Regions from separate parts of the Homo sapiens genome. Here region 2 is linked to region 1. A link is an interaction called in ENCODE POLR2A ChIA-PET data of the cell type or tissue named here. Cell type or tissue: Panc1. All regions are shown on one strand. Each heading gives the region's core, and the rest is flanking DNA. Links, peaks and the distances in the headings are about the cores only.

What was found. Peaks named below come from ENCODE experiments on the same cell type or tissue, not always from the same donor. Only the 100,000 strongest peaks of a DNase experiment are listed, where the experiment ranks them.
Region 2: POLR2A ChIA-PET joins it to region 1 with 9 read pairs; 3 of 35 experiments call an interaction of 5 or more read pairs at or near these places.

The regions. Positions count from the first base shown.
Region 1 is chr3:58,158,631-58,164,004 of GRCh38, reverse strand. FLNB (filamin B) reads right to left here. Exons shown (of 46, transcript NM_001457.4): 42 at 4,319-4,451; 43 at 675-851. FLNB-AS1 (FLNB antisense RNA 1) reads left to right here. Exons shown (of 2, transcript NR_135534.1): 2 at 1-1,458. Among named protein-coding and RNA genes, the nearest start is that of FLNB-AS1, 9.3 kb to the left of the region's middle. RefSeq lists enhancers at 1,949-2,243, 1,252-2,451 and a silencer at 2,179-2,376. In Panc1, for the core only: no CTCF peak of the experiment used is centred there; a DNase peak (open chromatin) is centred at 2,084; H3K27ac peaks cover 2,749 bases.
Region 2 is chr3:58,080,802-58,086,175 of GRCh38, reverse strand. It overlaps FLNB (filamin B), which reads right to left. Exons shown (of 46, transcript NM_001457.4): 4 at 4,400-4,547. Among named protein-coding and RNA genes, the nearest start is that of FLNB, 75 kb to the right of the region's middle. In Panc1, for the core only: no CTCF peak of the experiment used is centred there; no DNase peak of the experiment used is centred there; H3K27ac peaks cover 499 bases.

The sequences.
Region 1 (5,374 bases), core at 140-5,139:
CCCAGAGCCGTTTGCTTCCAGACCCAGGTGGGGGAGGAGGAGAGAAGATGGAGTGAGTCTCACTTTATTTACTTCTTCACTGCCTGTATCTTTCATAATCAAACATGTCCCATCTGTGGCAAAGAATAAAAGTAAATTGTAACGGGTCTAAAAAGCTTCAGAATTCTTTGAACATTTCAGTCTTTTCTCCTCCTCCATTAAGATCTGAGAGTAAAAAGAGGAGGAGATAGGCTGGGACAGGTCTTATTGCTGCTTCAGTGCATTTCTGGGAGCCTGGTACCATGAAAGAACAGACGGGTAGGAGCCCACTTGGACGCATCATGAATTCTGTGCAGGCAAAGAAACCCTCAAAATTAATGACACTGTGCTGTGTTCCCTGACTATCAGCATCCTGTTCTGAAAGTCAAGAAACTTGGCAGAGGAAGGAATCTGAATCACAACTAACAGTAATGAGGTGTGATAACACGGCCATCGAGCTCTCACTCTGGATTTATCGTGGGTCAAACCGCAACTCCCAAAACAGCTTTGGACAGCAAGCGCCTCCGAAGTGTGCATGACCCCAGTTTCCACGGGGAGTACGTGTAAAAAGCTTTCATGGGGCTTGAGGATTTCCATCTGGCTTGGTCCCTGGAGCTGGTTCAGTTAAGGCTTCAAGAAGCAGAAGAGTGGGTTACCTGTGGTGCCCCCTTCGAGTCCCGTGCCATAGGCGGACACCAGGGCAGGGTTCCCCGCTTGTCCAGGCTCCCCAACGCGCACTTTGAAGGGGCTTCCAACCACGTGGCTCCCATTGAACTTGACATCGATGGTGTGGACACCATTCTCATGAGGGATGAAGCGAACAGCATACTTATCTAGGAGAATGAGCAAAGGCACAGGGTGAAATCAAGCAAATGGACACCCCTGAGTTCAGTGAGGATAAAGGATGGAGGCCAAGCTGAGATGGCCCATTTAAAATCAACAGTTCTACAGGGAGCCTGGCACTCAGCATCCTGGATTTCAGAACCAGACAGACCCCCTGGGTATCCCTCATCAGCCCCAAGGGAAACGCATCCACATTGCAAATCCTATAAACACAGGACAAGACTCTGACCCCTGCCTCAGAAGAACACTTCCTTTCTTTAGAAAACCTCACTTCTTCAGTGTGAAATTCTGTGAATGCTGTTACTAATCCTGTCACGAGATGAATCTCATTTCACCAAAATTAAATTATGTTTTTCCACTAAAATGATGATACAAGTTGAAGACACAGCACTCTGAAATTGGAAGACCTCACCACTTAAGGCTCCGCAGCGGCTTACTCAGCTGAACTCCAGGTTACTACTCTTTACTTTGTTCACCCATTGGGGAGTTCAGTTTGTTTTTAAACATTGGGAGATGGCCATTCTAACTACTGTTCAATGTCTCTGTTTTGGGAAGGCATAACAAGAAATAAAAAGGAATATATATGAAGGGAAAAAAGAAAACCTCACTTCTTCTATGTTTCTCTATTTGGCCACTTGAAGGGGAAAAAAAACGGTTCCAACTGGCATTAATGCTCCTTAATTAAGCTCAAAGCTAGGAACTGCCCCCACAGGGCAGGTTTGTGGCTGTGCGTTTGGGTCACAGCATGTAGCAAGGTAATCTGTTAACTGAAGTGGGCACCTAGAACATCTACCCATTGTGCACCACCTGACTGCCGCTTCCTCCTTGAAGCCCTCCTGCCCAGGGTGCAGAGCCTGTTCTCCTCCTACCTCTCCAGGTAGTCTCTCGGTCTCTCCCTGGTGCCTAGTACTCTTCATCCCTCTCAGAATTTGTGTTCCCCAAAGCTCTTCTCCCTGCCTCTGGACGTCTCCACAGAGGTGCACCTCCATGAAGCTGTGCACCCTACGTCCTTTGGCACTGAACATCCTCCAACAGTCCCCATCCGCCTCCCTTAAAGCCAATGTGTTGTAGGGGAAGCTGGCTCCACCGCCATGTCCAGGTGTGGTCCCTGAGTGGATCAGGGAAAAATCCTTCTTCACTAAGCCTTAGTCAATGAGCACATGGCATTTCTTTAGCCACAGGAAATGACTCAGCAGTGGGCATGTGTCCAGGTCAGTGAGAGGGGAAGGCAGACGTGCTGGAGACTTCTGGGAAAGGAGGCTCTCGACTTCTAAGAATCCTGAGAGGGTGTCTCTCTTAATTGATGTGGCGTGAAGGTGGGACATCTGGTGCTGCTGCAGCCATCCTGCCACCAAGAGGAAGGCCATCCTGCCACCAAGAGGAAGGCCAGAACCAGGCCCACAAAGCAGAACAGCAGAAATATTTGACGCCTTGCAGGGCGCAGCTCAATGACCAAATCAAATTGCTGAAACCTGTCTTGGATGTCTTGAACTTTCTAGTTATGCAACTTACTGGGCCCCTTTATTGTGTGAGTTGGCTTGAGCTGGGTATTCTGTAATTTGCAATCAATAGTAACTGTGTCATGCTAATGATCTCATACATCTGTAGGGGTTCAAATCCTGTCTGGGGTGGAGTTAGCTTCCCCTGAAGCACATTGGCTTTAAGAGAAGAGGGAGGGTACCCAGTGAGGGACTGTTGGGGCTGAGGCCACCAAACCTCACAGTGATCTAGTAAACATCTCCATTTGGGTATTGGGGATCCTTCAAAACCCCTCAAAGTAAAATATTAAACCCTTTAAGGCCCTGACCAATCCTCACCCACCCTCTGCCTGGCTGGCCCTAGTTCTGATAACTGCACTGTCATCTTCCGACCCAATCACTAAGCTACGTGGAACATTTTGGAATGGATTCTCTCTCTCACTCTCTATAGCCACCATAGATCTCTGGCCTCAAGTCCCTCCTCTCCATTTCCAGTGCCACTGCTTCCTCAAATGGACCACTCTGGGAGCACCAGCTTGCCACTTGGCCTTTCAGACTAAAACCAGGATCTGACCCCATCCTTTACACTTGTTCCTCCTGAGGCTCCCCACTGCCTTTCTGCCTACTAGGAAACATAGATCTAAATGTTCACACAGAGCCTACATTCCTTTTTCTTTCTTTTTGAGACAGGGTCTTGCTGTGTTACCCAGGCTGGAGTGCAATGGCATGATCACAGCTCACAGCAGTCTCGACCTCCTGGACATAAGCAATCCTCCCACCTCATCCCCCACAAGTAGACTACAGGTGTGTGCCACCATGCCTGGCTAATTTTTTTTTTACTTTTTTTTGTAGAGAAGGGGTCTCACTATGTTACCCAGGTTGGTCCCAAACTCCTGGGCTCAACTGATCCTCCCAAAGTGCTGAGATTACAGGTGTGAGCCACCATGCCTGGTCAGAGCCTAGATTTCCAACTACACTATACAAATACAGCCAGGCACACAACAAATGCCCTATAAGGCAGTAATCATAGGTCTCCTCCTCATACATCAAGGCCCACATCAAATGTCACCTCCTCTGAGAAGCCCTCCTGAACTCACCGAGGCAGAAACTATTTCTCTCTCCTGCTCTGACCATCTTTACCATTTGCTTCACAGTTCTCCTGTGGTACTAGTGATCATTTGGGGTCATCATCTGCTTTTTGGCCAGGCCTTCACTAAACTTTGAGCAACTCTTTGAGCCTTATACCTTCCTTCAAGTTTCTGACACTTAATAAATTTATTATGTTCACCGGTAACACTGTCTCTTTAAAGTTGATTAAATCAGAGAATTCCATATACCAAGGCACCAAGCAAGAAAAATCTTAGGACATTAGGGCCTAGAGACCCAGATTTTCTTTTTTAAATTTACAGAACATTAACCTACTTTTCCTTTAGAGTAAAGTGAGATCAAAATATGCTTACTCGTGCCATAAGGTCAATGAATAAAAATCTGTAAGATGTTGTTACAATATGAAAGAAAAATTATGATGAATGTCATGCAAAAGGAATCTGAAAAACTAACAGAAAACAAAGAAGCATTTGTTTTTGTGTTGTGTGTATGTGTTTTTTTGTTTTTTTGTTTTTTTTCTGGAGACAGGGTCTCACTCTGTCACCCAGGCTGGAGTTCAGTGGCACAATCATAGCTCACTGCATCATAGCTCACTGCAGCCTTGACCTCTCAGGTTAAGGCACTGTACCCAGCCCAGCATTTGTTTAAAAAAGAAAGAAAGAATGAGCATTCTCTCCTAGCATAAAGGGTCTCCCTATCCCTGGCACATGTTTAAACCCTAATTTATAAACAATATCTGGCAACAGCAAAGGGAATTCAGAGGCTCACTGGCAGTAATGAAACTGATCAGCCCTCCCTTGGGACACACATTTACAGGAACATTCTGCTGGAAAGTGCTGGTGCTGGGACCCCCCAGCAGGCCTCCTGCTCACCTGGCTCCAGCTCAGACACGTGGCACTCCTCCACGGCTCCAGAGGGGCTGTGCACCTTTGCATCAATCTTGCCTTTTGCGCCATTCAACCTTATAGCAAAGGATGCTGGCTGGTTAACTTTTAATCCCGATTCCTGAGAATTTAATACATCAGACAGGTTATGGCCCTCGGCGTTCCTGCTCAGTGGCACACACTGACCCTACCCAAAACTGTGGGTGACAGTTCTCATGCAAATAGGTTTTTCTATATAACATATGACAACAAAGGGCAGGTGAGCCATTCTGCATTTTTAATGTAAGATAGCAGAGACGTGCATCTGCATGGTCTCTTATGCAAACCATCTTGATTCAGCCTAGAAGAGATGATTTCTGGGCTTGGATACTTGAGACATCCTGGTCAAAAGGACTATCATCTCAGCATCCAAAATAATGCCCATGCAGGCCAGAAAACCCAGTATGTTCCAGGTCAAAAAAGTGTCCTCTTTTAAGAGGATACTGCAGCTAACAAAGTCATGCACTCACGAACACGAACACAGTTTTATGTTATGCTGTTTGTTATCTCAAGGGCAGACCTGGAGGAACATATTATAAAGGGCTACGTGTGCAAAGAAGGCAGTACTCCATAGCAGTTAAGAATCAGCTGGATCTGGATTTCCTACCATTTCCTAGCTATATATCTAGGGTGCCAAACCTCTTCGAGTCTCAGTTTCCTCATCTGTAAAATGGGCATAATAACGATCTATCTCGAGGGCTACTATAAAGATCAAATGAAGCTGTGCATGCAAAACATTTATCACAGGGCCTAGCCCATACACAGAGAGGCTCGAAAACGTCAGCTTATTATTAAATATTAATATGCATTTAGAGGTTGTATCCCCACAAGAAGCCATAGAAAGACATAGCTTTTGCTCTTCCCTGGATCAGTTTCACTCCCCATACTTTGTCTTGGAAACTATCTCCTCTTCTGGGAGGAGGGGATTAGAAGTTCAGATGGTTAAGAACAAAGCTGAGCAACAACATTTGAGATATTTTAAGACTAGCCAATCCTGAACAGCAG
Region 2 (5,374 bases), core at 241-5,240, 78 kb after region 1:
ATTAAAAAAAAAAAAAGCTGGACATGGTGGTGCACACCTGTGGTCCGAACTACTAGGGAAGCTGAGGAGGGAGAATCACTTGAGCCCAGAAGGTCAAGGCTGCAGTTAGCCGTGATGGCATCACGACACTCCACACACAGAGAGAGAGAGTGAGACTCTATCTGAAAACGACAACAACAAAAATAAGTAAGTAAATAAACATGCACCTAAAATACTAAAAGTTCCACTTCGTGTGACTCCAGCAGCCTAAGAAACAACGTACTCTGCAGCTTGTCAAAGGTCTGGGCTTGGGTTGGTCACCCGTGGCTAACCATGGCTGGTTAGAAAGTTGAACCACACCCCAACTCTGTAAACTTCTGCGGAGCTTTGCTTACCATGAAAGGAGACAACTGGTACCCCTCTGATTACTCAGATAGAAGGGTGCTTAAGGATTGCTCTACAGTAAATGCTTCATAGAGAACTAGATTTTTACAAAGATTTCTGATTAGCTCATGGACGAATGCTTTTCACATAGCTAACCCTGCAAGGAAGCCCACCACAAAGATCTGTTTGTGGCTGGAGGTCCACCTCACCCCAGCCCTCTCTCCTTTCAACCCACTAGAACTAAGCAAGGTGGGACTCAGTGAATGGATCAACAAATGCTAACTGGCTGGCAACTGGCATCTATTAAACAATCAGGAAATAAAAAATAAAACAACACTTTCAAATCTTTTAGAAACTAGAAGATGAAACGGTCTCTCTTCCTGGGCTCAGGTGGCAGAAATGAAGCAATGTGGTCACACAGAGAAGACCAAAACTGACCCCGGCTTTCATCTAACCACATGACAGGGACATATCTCACAGCCCCACCCATGTGGCCTTGTGACCCTGTCACCTAATATGACCATTTTGTCTCCTACTTTAAAAAGCAGAGTGAGGCCACTTCCTCCTGAAAAATAAGCTGCATATAGAATTACCATATGATCCACCAATTCCACTTCTGGGTATATCCCTAAAAGAATTGAAAGCAGGGTCTCAAACAGCACTTGTACACCCATGTTTTCATAGCAGCATTATTCACAATAGCCAAAAGAATGTAACAACCCAAATGTCTATCAGCAGACGAATGTATAAGCAAAATGTGATATACACGTACAAAGGAATATTATTCAGCCTTAAAAAGGAATGAAATTCTAACACATGCTACAACATGGTGAACCCTGAAAACATATGACAAATGAAGTAAGCCAGAGAAAAAAAGACAGCATATGATTCTACTTCTAGGAGGTACCTAACAGACAGCGTATGATTCCACTTCTAGGAGGTACCTAACAGACAGCATATGATTTCACTTCTAGGAGGTCCCTAGAATAAGCAAATTCATAGAGACAGGGAGTAGAATAAAGGTTACCAGGAGCAGAGGAGAGGGGAGAATGGGGCGCTATTGTTTAATGAGTATGGAGTTTCAGTTTGGGAAGTTGAAAAAGTTCTGGAGATGGATAGCAGTGGCGGTTGCACAACAACGTGAATACACTTAATGCCACACTTAAAAATGGTTAAAATAGTGAATTTTATGTTATGGATATTTTCCCACAATTAAAAAAATGCAAAAAGCACACATATAAAAAAAAATTTTTTTTTAAAAGGGTGTGTTTCCTCTACAAGTGCACCACACTTGCTAAGAGGCAGATGAAGGAAATGGCAATGACCAGCCACATTCCTGAACCATAACAAGTGATCATTTTCTAGAAAATAGCACCGTGAAAGGAAACCGTCTCACATTAACAACAGGGAAGCCGGATGGCCAGTGATAAGGTTATTACAAACATACACTATGCCTTGATTAGATTCAGTCCATTTGACCAATCTGGTTGACAAAGGATTTAATTGGTTGTTTGCAACTGTTTTGTCATTAAGGAAGCATAACCTTTAAAGTCAGAGATTCCTCATTCCAGCCACCACCTGTGGTATGCCTTAAAGAAAGCACTTTTTTTTTTTTTTTTTTGAGACAGAGTCTCGTTCTGTCACCCAGGCTGGAGTGCAGTGGCGCGATCTCGGCTCACTGCAACCTCCGCCTCCCAGGTTCAAGCAATTCTCCTGCCTCAGCCTCCCGAGTAGCTGGGACTACAGGCTTGTACCACCACGCCAAGCTAATTTTTGTATTTTTAGTAGAGATGGGGTTTCACCTTGTTAGCCAGGATGGTCTCAATCTTCTGACCTTGTGATCTGCCTGCCTCAGCCTCCAAAGTGCTAGGATTACAGGTGTGAGCCACCAAGCCCGGCCAAAGAAAGCACTTTTAAAGAAAGTGAGGACATGCCAGCCTTCAAGTGACTGTGAATGGGAGGAGGGCTTTGAAGTCCCTAGTCCCTACATAACACAAGTGATGTCTCACACACCTCACAACCCACTGCAAACGGAACCTCAAATGGTAAGGGGTTTGTTCCAGAACTATCTGCCGGTCTAAATCATGCCCAAAAAGTCAGATGAGAAGACTCGACCACTGAGGTGAGAACAGCACGTGGTCAGCATCACTGCCCTAGCCATGTGTCGTCTTAAGAATAAGCGGATTGGGAGGCCGAGCCGGGCAGATCACCTGAGGCCAGGAGTTGGAGACCAGCCTGGCCAACATGGTGAAACCCCATCTCTACTAAAAATACAAAAATTAGCCAGGCATGGTGGTGGATGCCTGTAATCCCAGCTACTCGGGAGGCTGAGGCAGGAGGATCGCTTGAACCCAGGAGGCAGAGGTTGCAGTGAGCTGAGATCGTGCCACTGCACTCCAGCCTGGGCGACAGAGCAAGACTCTCAAAAAAAAAAAAAAAAAAAAAGACTAAGCTGATACCAAGCAGGAAAATACTTTATTCAAAGGGAACATTTGTAGGGAAGGAACATCCTACAAGACACATGCCCTTAACTATTCAGAAAGTCAGTGTCATTTAAAAAAAAAAAAAAAAAAGTTTGGGGAAATTATTTAGCATGAAAAGAGTCTAAAGAGAAATAACAAACAAATGTAGTAAGTGAACCTTAATCAGATCTTAGTTTGTAAAACAGCAACAACTATAAAAGATAATCTTAGGACAATAGAGAAATTCTACAACAAACTGAATATTAGATTATATGAAACTATTGTTAATTTTCTTACATGTGGCAATGAATACTGTGGTTATGCTAGAGGATATCCTATTCTTAGGAGAAGCTTAGTGATGTACTGAGGACAGAACTGTCACCATGCTTGCAACTTATTTTCAAATAATTCAGCAATCATACACATGAACACATATGCAAACACACACAAAGGGCAAGAGAAAACTATTAAGCTAGAATGGTAACAACTGTCAATTCTGGGAGAAGATATACAGAATACTGTGTGTATAACTATTATCCCACTGGGATAACATTTTCTTTCTCGTTTTTTTTTTTTGAGACGGAGGCTCACGCACTCTGTCACCCAGGCTGGAGTGCAGTGGCAAGATCTCGGCTCGATGCAACCTCTGCCTCCTGGGTTCAAGCGATTCTCCTGCCTCAGCCTCCTGAATAGCTGGGATTACAGGCACCCGCCACCATGCCTGGCTAATTTTTGTATTTTTTGTAGAGACAGGGTTTCACCATGTTGGCCAGGCTGGTCTCCAACTCCTGACCTCAGGTGATCTGCCCGCCTCGGCCTCTCAAAGTGCTGAGATTATAGGCATGAACCATCACACCCGGCCGATATTTTCTTAATTATGAAAAATGAGAAATAAAATGCACTCCTTCCCCTCCCCCATAGAAAAGGCATTAAGTTGTATCTGGCCATGTTGATCTTCACCAGAAACCACACTTTGCAGCCATGTAACTGTTCTCTTCACAAAGCTAGTGTGCTTGAAGTCAGGTGCCAATCACAACACCAAATGCCTTGAAATGGCTTCTACCCACTATAATGTTCTGAGCAAAACGGTGTTCCGCAGCTGCCTCGCAGTCATAAACAGGATGTCTTAGCAAGGAAGTATCTGCCAGGGGTTAACAATAGCTCCCACTCCGGCTGGAAATCTGAGGCAGGCTTAGTGTAACAGAAGGAGAAATGAATCAGCAGCCAGATGGCCCACCCCCATCACTGACTGTGGTGATCTGGGGCAAGACCAAACTCCCCCGACTCCCTACCCCGCGATTCCTCTTCTGAAAAATGGGAGCAATGGGCTACTGCACTAAAATCACCAAGCAGCAAACTTGCCCTTTCCATCTAAGCAGAAACATTTCTTAAAGCCTTAGAAAAACAAGGCAGAATAAAACAGTCATAAAATGTGTTACAAAGGAGGCTTGGGGTCTCTTTGAGGATTACACCTATCTATTTTTGATTCTAAGAACATCACTCTTGAAGCCATGAAATCATCTCCAACACCAGAGGACATGTCTCCAATACAACACCAGAGGACCAGCACTCACCTCTGCCATAGGCCCTGGCTTTCTTCGGGTTGAGTTTGGGTTTGAGAGGAGCCCCCGGCTTGAGCTTGGCTTTGGGGAACTGGGACAGGTAAGTCATAACTGAGTGCTCGTCCACATCCGGGTGAATGATTTCTTCAGGAGTGATGACCTAGGATAATGACATGGTGGATGAACACCCAGAACACATCACTTTGCAACTATTGAAGTGTTTGCAAATGCCTCTTAAACCAAGCACTACAAATATTAAGAAACTGAGTCAGCTTCTCAATTAAGTGAAATTACTTTAAACCAACACACCAATATCAGTGTTTTTAACCATTTTTGAGAAATTGCAGACCCCTTTGAAAGCTAGGGGCCCCTCTCCAAAAAATTCTGCATGTAACTTCCAAAAGTTCATTGTCCTCCCCATTCCCCAAAAGTCCATTTACTCCTCTGGTCAAAATTTCAAAAATGATAAAAGGATAAGCTATAGCAAGGCAGGAAAATGAAGAAACAAGCACACATGGGATTAGAGCATGTTACAAAAAAGTGCACAGGTTAACCAGCTTTTTCCTTTGCTTGTATACTCATGGTCTGTATCTGTATTAACTCTACTAATTAAAAAAGGTAAATAAAAAAGAAATAACATGTAAATATTAGATATGTGATCTCAATATATTAGGAGCCATTAAAAAAATAGGGAAGCCAGGCGTGGTAGCTCATGACTGTAATCCCATCACTTTAGGAGGCCAAGACAAGAGAAATCACTTGAGGTCAGGAGTTCGAGACAAGCCTGGCCAACATGGTAAAACCCAGTCTCTACTAAAAATACAAAAATTAGCCCAGTGTGGTGGCAGACACCTGTAATCCCAGCTACTAGGGAGGCTGAGGCAGGAGGATGGCTTGAACCCAGCAGGTGGAGGTTTCAGTGAACCGAGATCATGCCACTGCACTCCAGCCTGGGTAACAGAGGAGTAAGACGCTGTCTCTTTAAAA